2 separate regions of the Homo sapiens genome follow, and region 1 is linked to region 2. Evidence: read pairs that join two places in POLR2A ChIA-PET (ENCODE). Cell type or tissue: PC-9. All regions are shown on one strand.

The links. ChIA-PET counts read pairs that join two places held together with the same protein. Peaks named below come from ENCODE experiments on the same cell type or tissue, not always from the same donor. Only the 100,000 strongest peaks of a DNase experiment are listed, where the experiment ranks them.
Region 1: POLR2A ChIA-PET joins it to region 2 with 24 read pairs; 6 of 35 experiments call an interaction of 5 or more read pairs at or near these places.

Annotation. Positions count from the first base shown.
Region 1 is chr17:692,138-697,137 of GRCh38, reverse strand. All of the region lies in intron 4 of VPS53 (VPS53 subunit of GARP complex), which reads left to right. Among named protein-coding and RNA genes, the nearest start is that of VPS53, 20 kb to the left of the region's middle. In PC-9, no CTCF peak of the experiment used is centred here; a DNase peak (open chromatin) is centred at 2,697; H3K4me3 peaks cover 804 bases; H3K27ac peaks cover 3,828 bases.
Region 2 is chr17:569,081-574,080 of GRCh38, reverse strand. The region is part of intron 13 of VPS53 (VPS53 subunit of GARP complex); the gene reads left to right. Among named protein-coding and RNA genes, the nearest start is that of VPS53-AS1, 49 kb to the right of the region's middle. RefSeq lists an enhancer at 968-1,852. In PC-9, no CTCF peak of the experiment used is centred here; no DNase peak of the experiment used is centred here.

The sequences.
Region 1 (5,000 bases), 120 kb before region 2:
TTATTTTGTGGGCTGTGGCTAAATGAGGTTGCTGCATTCGTCAGCTGAGTTGTTGGGGTTTTGATATTTTGTGGCTGTAAAAGATAGTAACCTGACATAGTTACCATTTCCTCGTACCTCGCTTTGCCAGCAGGCAGGTGACTCAAGATTCATTAAAAAATTTTACAAGTTGGCCGGGCACAGCGGGCACAGCGGCTCACGCCTGTAATCCCAGCTACTCAGGAGGCTGAGGCATGAGAGTCACTTGAACCCAGGAGCCAGAGGTTGCAGTGAGGCGAGATTGCACCGCTGCACTCCAGCATGGACGACAGGGGTGAGACTGTCTCAAAAAAAAAAAAAAAAAAAAGTTTTATAAGTCTTATTGGATCTAGTTAAGGAGGCCATTGGAGGGAATGAAGTAAGTCTTACTGGATCTAGTTAAGGAGGCTGTTGGAGGCAATGAAGGGAAAAGTGTGTAGGGAGGAGATACTCTTTAATAATTGAGGGGCCAGATGTTATCTGTGAACCATTTCCCTTTTTATTTGATTCTGTTCTTCTGTTGAGGCATCGTATTTCAGAATGGCTGTTGTAGTAGAAATGCTGAGCTTGCCTTTCTAGCCGTCCTCTCTTGCCATGTCCTGTCCTCCCTTATCAGCACTAACTCAGGTCAGGACTGCTTCTTTGCAATTGCTTCAATGCTGTGATTTCTCCTCTTTGACATTTTTTAGGACAGCTAATTTCTAAAAATGTTCATCCTGCTGCCCAGATTTGGAGTGGGAGGAGCATATAATCCTACGCTGAAATTTCCAGATCTCTGATATTTCTGTTTCCTTCTGCCAGTTGCTTACAGATATTAGGAGTCTCTTTCTTTTACATCTGTAGTTTTCCCATCTGTCTATTTTTACTACTTTATATCACTTTCTTTTTCCATTTTTCCACTTTATAGTCACTTTCCATTTGATAGCCAGTTTCCTTTGGCCTGTTTGTGAGTAGCTGGCCTTCTTGTCATCATCAGAATTTGTGTGTAGACACATTAGGTTCCTAAAACTGTTCTGGTTTTCTGGACTCCTGTATTTTTTTTAGCCCTCGTTACCTCGTTTTGTCTGTTGAGGTATATTTCATGAAGCATGGCTTCTTTGGCAGATGAGGCCCATGTAAATGGGACCTTCAGAGGGGTCCTACAGAGGGACAGGGCAGCCTCAAGCACTCCAGCTGCATTCTGCTGCTTAGCTGTCCTAATCTGTGTTTGATCGTATTGTCTACCTCTTCAGACACCGTATCAGCTCTGGCCACTAAATGAAATCCAAGGCCAGGCATGGTGGCCCACACCTGCAATCCCAACACTTTGGGAGGCCGAGGCGGGGAGATCACTTGAGCCTAGGAGTTCAAGGCCAGCCTGGGCAACATGACAAAACCCTGCATCTTCAAAAAGTACAAAATTAGCTGGGCATGGTGGTGGCCTGTGCCTGTAGTCCCAGCTACTGAGGAGGCCGAGACAGGAAGATCAGCTGAGCCAGGAAGTTCGAGGCTGCAGTAAGCCATCATCGCGCCACTGCACTCCAGCCTGGGAAACAGAGTGAGACCCTGTTTAAAAAAAAAAAGAAATCCAAATTCCTTTGCTTGGCATTCAAAATTCTGGTCTCCAATTCCAGTTTTGCCTCCTCTTGTGTTCTGTCTACACTGAAGACTTTGTGCTCTACGAGCATGCCTGTGCTTTCTGGACCTGTGCTTACAGACTCTTTTGTGCTTGAAATGCTTTTCCTCCTATTTCTTTAAGCCGCCGCATTTCCCAATCTTACCCATCCAAGGACCAGCTCAGATACTAGTTTCTTGACGATGTTTTCCATGGACCTTATCTGAATACACCAAGGAATCAGAATTTTGAACTGGAAAGGATTTGAAACTCATCTGGGCCCCTCCCCTCATTTTACAGAGGAGAAAATGGATTCCAGTGTCCCTCGATGTCCTTTCTCCATAAATCCCACAGCCCCATTCTTGTACTTTTCATTTGGCTTTTGGGGTCTCCCTTGACTTACCAGAGAACAAGTCTCATCCCTTTGATGTTTGTAAGCTCCTGGAAGGTAAGAACTGTATCTTTGTCATCTTTCTATTTCACTACACATAGGCCACATGCAATAACATTTTATTCAACTGAGCCAGGCACAATGGCTCATGCCTGTAATCTCAACACTTTGGGATGCCTAGGTGGGAGGATGACTTGAGGCCAGGAGTTTGAGACCAGCCTCGGCAACATAGCAATACACGTCTCTACGAAAAGGTAAAATAATTAGCTGGGTGTGGTAGTACAAGCTTCAGTGAGCTGTAATGGTGCCGCCGCGCTCCAGCCCGGATGACAGAGCGAGACCCCATCCCCAAAAGCAACAGCAAAACCCCCACAACATTTTATGCAACTGTATTGAATATTTTGTCTGTCTAAGATTGTTTATTAATTATAAATAAACAAAAACATTTTATCATAAAAACATCATTTTGATCAGCAAGTGGGTGTTCCTTAAAAGTGATTTAGAACTTGCTTTGTGCATTAAGAGTCCCAACTTGCTGCTACTGGGAATAGTAACACTGCTTGTTCAGTGTGATTCAGCCTACATTTGGAATGGCTCACTAGAAGTCTTACAGTGCAGGAGTCATAGATGTTTAAAATTTCAAGAATGTGAAAATAGTGAGTGATTCATCGGCATTTTTTGTTGGGTCATGCTGTGCATAATAGATGTGTATCTTTCAGTTATTTACGTTTCAACCTGTGGTTCTGGACTCTTGCAAACTAGCGGTATTACAGAGTCAGACCCAGAATTCGACAGTCTGCAGGAATGTCGGCGTTCTCCCCCATCCCGTATTAATAGGTTACAGGTTGCCGCAGCAGAGCAGGTCGTATTTCACAGAGCAAGACCACATTTTCAAGAATGTTTAGATAGCATTTCAATCTGTGATGGAACTTTGTATTCGTCTCCTTAGAATCCAGACAGAAAGGAAGCCCAGAAGAAATAACTGCTTTTCCTGTCATGGCCCCATCTGTCTTTTCCAGCACTTTGTAATGCAAACTGAAGTACAAGCTTTTTTTTTTCCAAGGAGCTCTTGGGTCCTGTCCTTGTCAACTCCTAGGTATGAAAGCCTTGCTCTCCAGCCCTGGCTGGCTGGTTTGCTAAAAGGAGTCTATTTGACTGCAACAGACTTGGTGGAATTACGGATGTTCCAAAATACTGAGTTTTGTAGGTCAAGAGGCCCCACGTTCCCCTCTTCCCTGGAAGAGAAGAGAAGTTTGCTTTCAGCACTCGCTTCCTAAGCTTCTGAAGAACACTCAGAAGGGAGTGGCATATGGACAAAAGGAGGTTTTCGTTTTATAAATTTAATCTTGATTGTGTTTAACCAGAACCGATGTGCCGCTTTTAAATTTGTATTTATTATTATCATGTTAGGGACAGGGTCCTGCCTTGTTGCTCAGGCTGGAGTGCAATCATTTTTCACGGTAACCTTGAACTCCTGGGGCCAAGTGATCCTCCCACCTTAGCCTCCGAAGTAGCTAGGACTACAGGCATGTGCCACCACACACAGCTATTTTTAATTTTTAATTTTTTATTTTTGGTAGAGATGGGTTCTTGCTGTGTTGCCCGGGCTGGTCTTGAACTCCTGGCCTGAAGTGATCCTCCTGCCTTGGGCTCCCAAAATGCTGAGATTATAGGCATGAGACACTTATTATTACAAGTCGTCCCCACTTACCTGTGGGGGATACATTCCAAGACCCCCAGTGGATGCCTGAAACCCAGAGAGTAGCAAACCCTATATATGCCATATTTTTTCCTATGTATACATACCTGTGATAAATTTTAGCATGCAAATTAGGCACAGTAAGAGATTCACCACAATAACTGAAAATAAAATAGCACAATTATGACAGTATGCCAGCATCACTCCTCTTGTGATTTGGAGCTGTATGTAATAGCCGAGATGGCTGCTAGGCTATACCCAGCCTAGATGTGCTTCTTGCTTCTTTGTTTTTTGTTTTGTTTTTGAGTCAGAGTCTCGCTGTCAGCCAGGCTGCAGTGCAGTGGTGTGATCTCGGCTTACTGCAACTTCTGCCTCCTGGGTTCAAGCGACTCTCCTGCCTCAGCCTCCTGAGTAGCTGGGATTACAGGCATGCACCACCACGCCTGGCTAATTTTTGTATTTTTAGTAGAGACGGGATTTCACCATGTTGGTCAGGCTGGTCTCAAACTCCTGACTTCATGGTCCGCCCGCCTCGGCCTCCCAAAGTGCTGGGATTACAGGTGCGCACCACCATGCCCAGCTCATTTTTGTATTTTTAGTAGAGACAGGGTTTCACCATGTTGGTCAGGCTGGTCTCAAACTCCTGACCTTGTGGTCCGCCCGCCTCGGCCTCCCAAAGTGCTGGGATGACAGGCGTGAGCCACCGCACCCGGCTAGGTGTGCTTCTATATCTGTAAATAAGGGGAAAGTGTTGACTTCACATTCATGGTGTCTTAAATGACATTTTTAGCAGAAAAGTTGCTTTTGAAAAGCAATGTTTTTGACTCAAAAATTATTTGGGGGTAAGGAATGATTTAAATATTGAAGGCATAATTAGGTCATTTCTTGAGCTTCTTGAAGTTTCTGAAATACCAGCCGCTTGGTTAACATTCTGCTAAACGTTTGCAGAGTCTTTGTTTTTTGACCACCTTCTATGTGGGCCAGCTTGAACTGGTCTAGTCTGTGACCTCTTCTAACCAGACGATGATGCTCTTATAAAGTTTATATGGCACGGAATCCTCCCCATTTTTATCTGTTGAAATCATCAGTCAAAAGCTTTAATTAAATGCCCACGTTTAAAACTTTGTGGATGAGTCAATTCAACAAGTACATGATGTGGTATGCTATGAAATTTTTGCAGCTTCCCAAGAATTAAAATGGATGGCTTGAACGTAGGTGAAAGAGAGGTGAATAGAGGGGCGGGTTAGAGGAAGAAAAAGCCGGCAGTGGGAAGTTTCAAGAGTGGCCAACGTTGACCG
Region 2 (5,000 bases):
CCCAACGCACTCGTTATTAACCATTTTAAAGTCATAGATCCTTTTTAAGAACCCAATGGAAAGCATCGACGCTCTTGTCAAAAAAATCCATATCATGCACACACTATTTTGAGTGTAATTTCAAGGAGTTCTAGGAACTGCTTCTTCCCTTCAAAGAATCCTGAGGCTGGAGAAGGAACTCAGGTGGGGACTGGTTTTGTGCACATTACTACTTTTGCTGTAGCTCTAACTCAGAAAGCATGAGACCATTCATAACTTCCCAGATGACAGAGACGCAACACAGTGTGGTGGAAAGAGCGTGGGCCTGATCCCAGACATACCTAGATGTGAGGCTTCGCGCTTGCTAGGCTGGGACCTTGAGCATGCTCCTAGCTAGCCCCTCTACACTGTGAGGATCATAAGGCCGACCTCATGGACTTTGTGGCGAGGAGGAGAAGAGGTGGCATTTTCACCTTCAGCACACAGTAAATGGTGCTCAGGAACAGTGCCTGCCCTGCCATCCCTCTCATCTTTTTCAGGACTCCTATGTGGGTGGGTGGCCTTGTCAGTGTGGCCAGATTTCTCTTGAGCCTGGCATGGGGTCCACCTTCTCATCTCCCCAGCCTCCCACCTGCCAAGGGAAAGTTCCGGCAGCATCTGCCCCAGCCAAAAGCCAAGTAGCAGTAGGAGGACTGCAGAGCCAGTACTCAGGGAGGAGGCAGGAAGTGGGGATGGCCACTAGCAGGTTGGGCTAAGCCGTCCTTACATCCTTTAAATGGCTTTCTCAATTTTTATTTATGTTCAAAGAGGAGGTTAGTCTGTCTTCTACCCTTGGCATTTAGTGATTTCCTCTGGCTGACTCTTGCAAAAGAAATTTCTACATAGGCACTTTCTTTACCCCATTCTATGGCGTTCTCCATCAGGGAAGTTACTGGTGACTCCATATCTGCCCATTCTCCTGAGTTCCCTCTAATAACTTTTGTTAGACTAGAACTCATGCTTTTCTAGAGCCTAGCATCTGTCTGTAAACTAATTACCATTGTTGATTATTTTATTTTATTTTTATTTTTATTTTTATTGATCATTCTTGGGTGTTTCTCACAGAGGGGGATTTGGCAGGGTCATAGGACAATAGTGGAGGGAAGGTCAGCAGATAAACAAGTGAACAAAGGTCTCTGGTTTTCCTAGGCAGAGGACCCTGAGGCCTTCCGCAGTGTTTGTGTCCCTGGGTACTTGAGATTAGGGAGTGGTGATGACTCTTAACGAGCATGCTGCCTTCAAGCATCTGTTTAACAAAGCACATCTTGCACTGCCCTTAATCCATTTAACCCTGAGTGGTCACAGCACATGCTTCAGAGAGCACAGGGTTGGGGGTAAGGTCACAGATCAACAGGATCCCAAGGCAGAAGAATTTTTCTTGGTACAGAACAAAATGAAAAGTTTCCCATGTCTACTTCTTTCCACACAGACACGGCAACCATCCGATTTCTCAATCTTTTCCCCACCTTTCCCGCCTTTCTATTCCACAAAACCGCCATTGTCATCATGGCCCGTTCTCAATAAGCTCTTGGGCACACGTCCCAGACGCGCTGGGCAGAGGGGCTCCTCACTTCCCAGTAGGGGCGGCCGGGCAGAGGCGCCCCTCACCTCCCGGATGGGGCGGCTGGCCGGGCGGGGGGCTGACCCCCCCACCTCCCTCCCGGACGGGGTGGCTGCCCGGCGGAGACGCTCCTCACTTCTCAGACGGGGCGGCTGCCGGGCGGAGGGGCTCCTCACTTCTCAGACGGGGCGGTTGCCGGGCAGAGGGTCTCCTCCCTTCTCAGATGGGGCGGCTGGGCAGAGACGCTCCTCACCTCCCAGACGGGGTCGCGGCCGGGCAGAGGCGCTCCTCACATCCCAGACGGGGCGGCGGGGCAAAGGCGCTCCCCACATCTCAGACGATGGGCGGCCGGGCAGAGACGCTCCTCACTTCCTAGATGGGATGGCGGCCGGGAAGAGGCGCTCCTCACTTCCTAGATGGGATGGGGGCCGGGCAGAGACGCTCCTCACTTTCCGGACTGGGCAGCCAGGCAGAGGGGCTCCTCACATCCCAGACGATGGGCGGCCAGGCAGAGACGCTCCTCACTTCCTAGACGGGGTGGCGGCCGGGCAGAGGCTGCACTCTGGGCACTTTGGGAGGCCAAGGCAGGCGGCTGGGAGGTGGAGGTTGTAGCGAGCCGAGATCACGCCCCTGCACTCCAGCCTGGGCACCATTGAGCACTGAGTGAACCAGACACCGTCTGCAATCCCGGCACCTCGGGAGGCCGAGGCTGGCGGATCACTCGCGGTTAGGAGCTGGAGACCAGCCCGGCCAACACAGCGAAACCCCGTCTCCACCAAAAAAATACGAAAACCAGTCAGGCATGGCAGCGCGCGCCTGCAATCGCAGGCACTCGGCAGGCTGAGGCAGGAGAATCAGGCAGGGAGGTTGCAGTGAGCCAAGATGGCAGCAGCACAGTCCAGCTTCGGCTCGGCATCAGAGGGAGACCGTGGAAAGAGAGGGAGAGGGAGACCGTGGGGAGAGGGAGACCGTAGGGAGAGGGAGAGGGAGACTGTAGGGAGAGGGAGAGGGAGAAGGAGAGGGAGAGGGAGAGCCCATTGTTGTTTATTTTGAATTAATTTCAAGCTTACAGAAGAATTATAAGAATTATACAAAGAGCCCTTGTATAGCCTTCATCCAGATTCCTCATTAATAGTTATCTCCCCCACACACGTAATGCACAGACACTGCATGCATTTTCCTTTTCTTTTTTCTCTTCCTTCTTTTTCTTTTTCTCTCTTTCCCTTTCTCTTCTCCCTCCCCTCCCCACCCCTCCCCTCCCTTCCTCTCCCTTCCCCTCCTCCTACTTCAGCCTCTAGAGTAACTGAGACTACAGGCACAGGCCATCACATCAGTCTAATTTTTGTTTTTTTGTAGAGACAGGGTCTCACCATGTTGCTCGGGCTGGTCTCAAACTCCTGGGCTCAAGTGATCTGCTGGCCTCCCAAAGTGTTGAGATTACAGACGTGAACCACTGTGCCCAACCTGTACTTTTTTCCTGAACCTTTGAATTCTCAAGTTGCAGACAAGATTCGCCACTACTCCTTAATACTTCAATATATATTTCTTAGAAACAAGGTTTCTACATAACCACAGTACAACTGTCCACATCAGGAAATTAACGTTGATACAACATTACTGCTTAATCCCAGACCCCTCACATAACCACAGTACAGCTATCAACATCAGGGAATTCACAGTGATACAGTATTACTGCTTCATCCATGCTCTCCTCCTCACATTTCAGCAGTTGTCCCAATCTGCTTGTTTGTTGGCCTGTTTGAATAGCCCTAGGATCACAGGTTGTTAGTTTATTTGTTTGAATAGCTCTCAGATCGCAGGTTGTTTGTTTGTTTAAATAGCTCTAGGATCACAGGTTGCATTTAGTTGTCATGTCTCTTTGGTCTCCTTCAACCCAGAAGACTAATTGAGTCTTTCTTTGTCTTTCATGACCTTGACATTTTTGAAGAGGATTGGCCAATTACTTTCTGGAATTTCCCTCAGTTTGGGTTTGTCTGATGTTTCCTCATTATTTATGATTTATGCAGAAGTGGTCCTGTGTTCCTAGGAATTCATATCAGGAGGCACAGAATGCCAGTTTATCCCAAAACTTGTGATGTGATGTTCTTTTTTTTTTTTTTTTTTTTTTTGAGACAGAGTCGTTTCACTCTATTCCCCAGGCTGGAGTGCAGTGGTGCGATCTCCACTCACTGCAACCTCCACCTCCTGGGCTCAAGCAATTCTCCTGCCTCAGCCTCCTGAGTAGCTGGGATTACAGGTACCCGCCACTGCACCCAGCTAATTTTTGTCTTTTTTTTAGTAGAGACAGGGTTTTGCCATGTTGGTCAGGATGGTCTTGAACTCCTGACTTCAGGTGATCCACCCGCCTTGGCCTCCCAAAGTGCTGAGATTACAGGCGTGAGCTACCACGGCCAGCCTATGATGTTCGTTTTTATTACTTGGTGTAGATGTTGTCTCTACTGGGTATCTCTATTTATTAATAAGTGTTGGGAGAAACCTTGAAACTTTATCAATATCCTTTTCCTCATCTTTCACTTATCATGTAATTTATTACTAAGATGATTGACAATGATGATTTTTCTTCTTTTTTTTTTTTTTGAGGCAGAGTCTTGCTCTGTCGCCCAGGCTGGAGTGCAGTGACATAATCTCGGCTCCTGGGTTCAAGTGATTCTCCTGCCTCAGCCTCCCAAGTAGCTGGGATTATAGATGCTCGCCACCATGCCCAGCTAATTTTTTTGTATTTTTAGTAGAGACGGGGTTTCACCATGTTGGCCAGGCTGGTTTGGAACTCCTGACCTCAAGTGATCTGCCCACCTCGGCCTCCCTAGATGTTGAGATTACAGGCATGAGCTGCCGCGCCCAGTCAAATGGTGATTTTTCTAGCTACATCATTTCTTCTGCGTTTATCAGTTGGCATTCTACTTTAAGAAAAGCTGTCACTTCTCCCCCTTATGTCTATGTCAGCATGGACTCATGGATTTTTATATTTTATTCAGTAGGTTGTAGGCATCACTATCTCTTTTATTTTTACTGTATTTTGGAATAAATGTATACCTATAGGAAAATTTCACAAATAGTACAGATTTCTTATGTTCCCCTTCACCCAACTTCCCCTGATGTTGACATCTTATATAACCACAGCAGAGTTGTCAAAACTGGCAAGTTAACATTGGTACATTACTATTTAATAACCTGCACACCGTGTTTGAACTTCACCAGTTTTTCCATTAGTGTCTGTTTTTCCTTCCAGGATTTGTCGTTGTTATTTTAGTACTCAAATTGTCCCTGACTTGGCCAGTGGGAGCCTCTTAAAGCTGGCTCTTCATCCTTTTTACATGCCACTATCATTTTTTGAGCACCTCCTTCCTCTCTGGCACAATAAAATATACTAGGCTTATCCTGTACTTTTGTATCCCAGCCC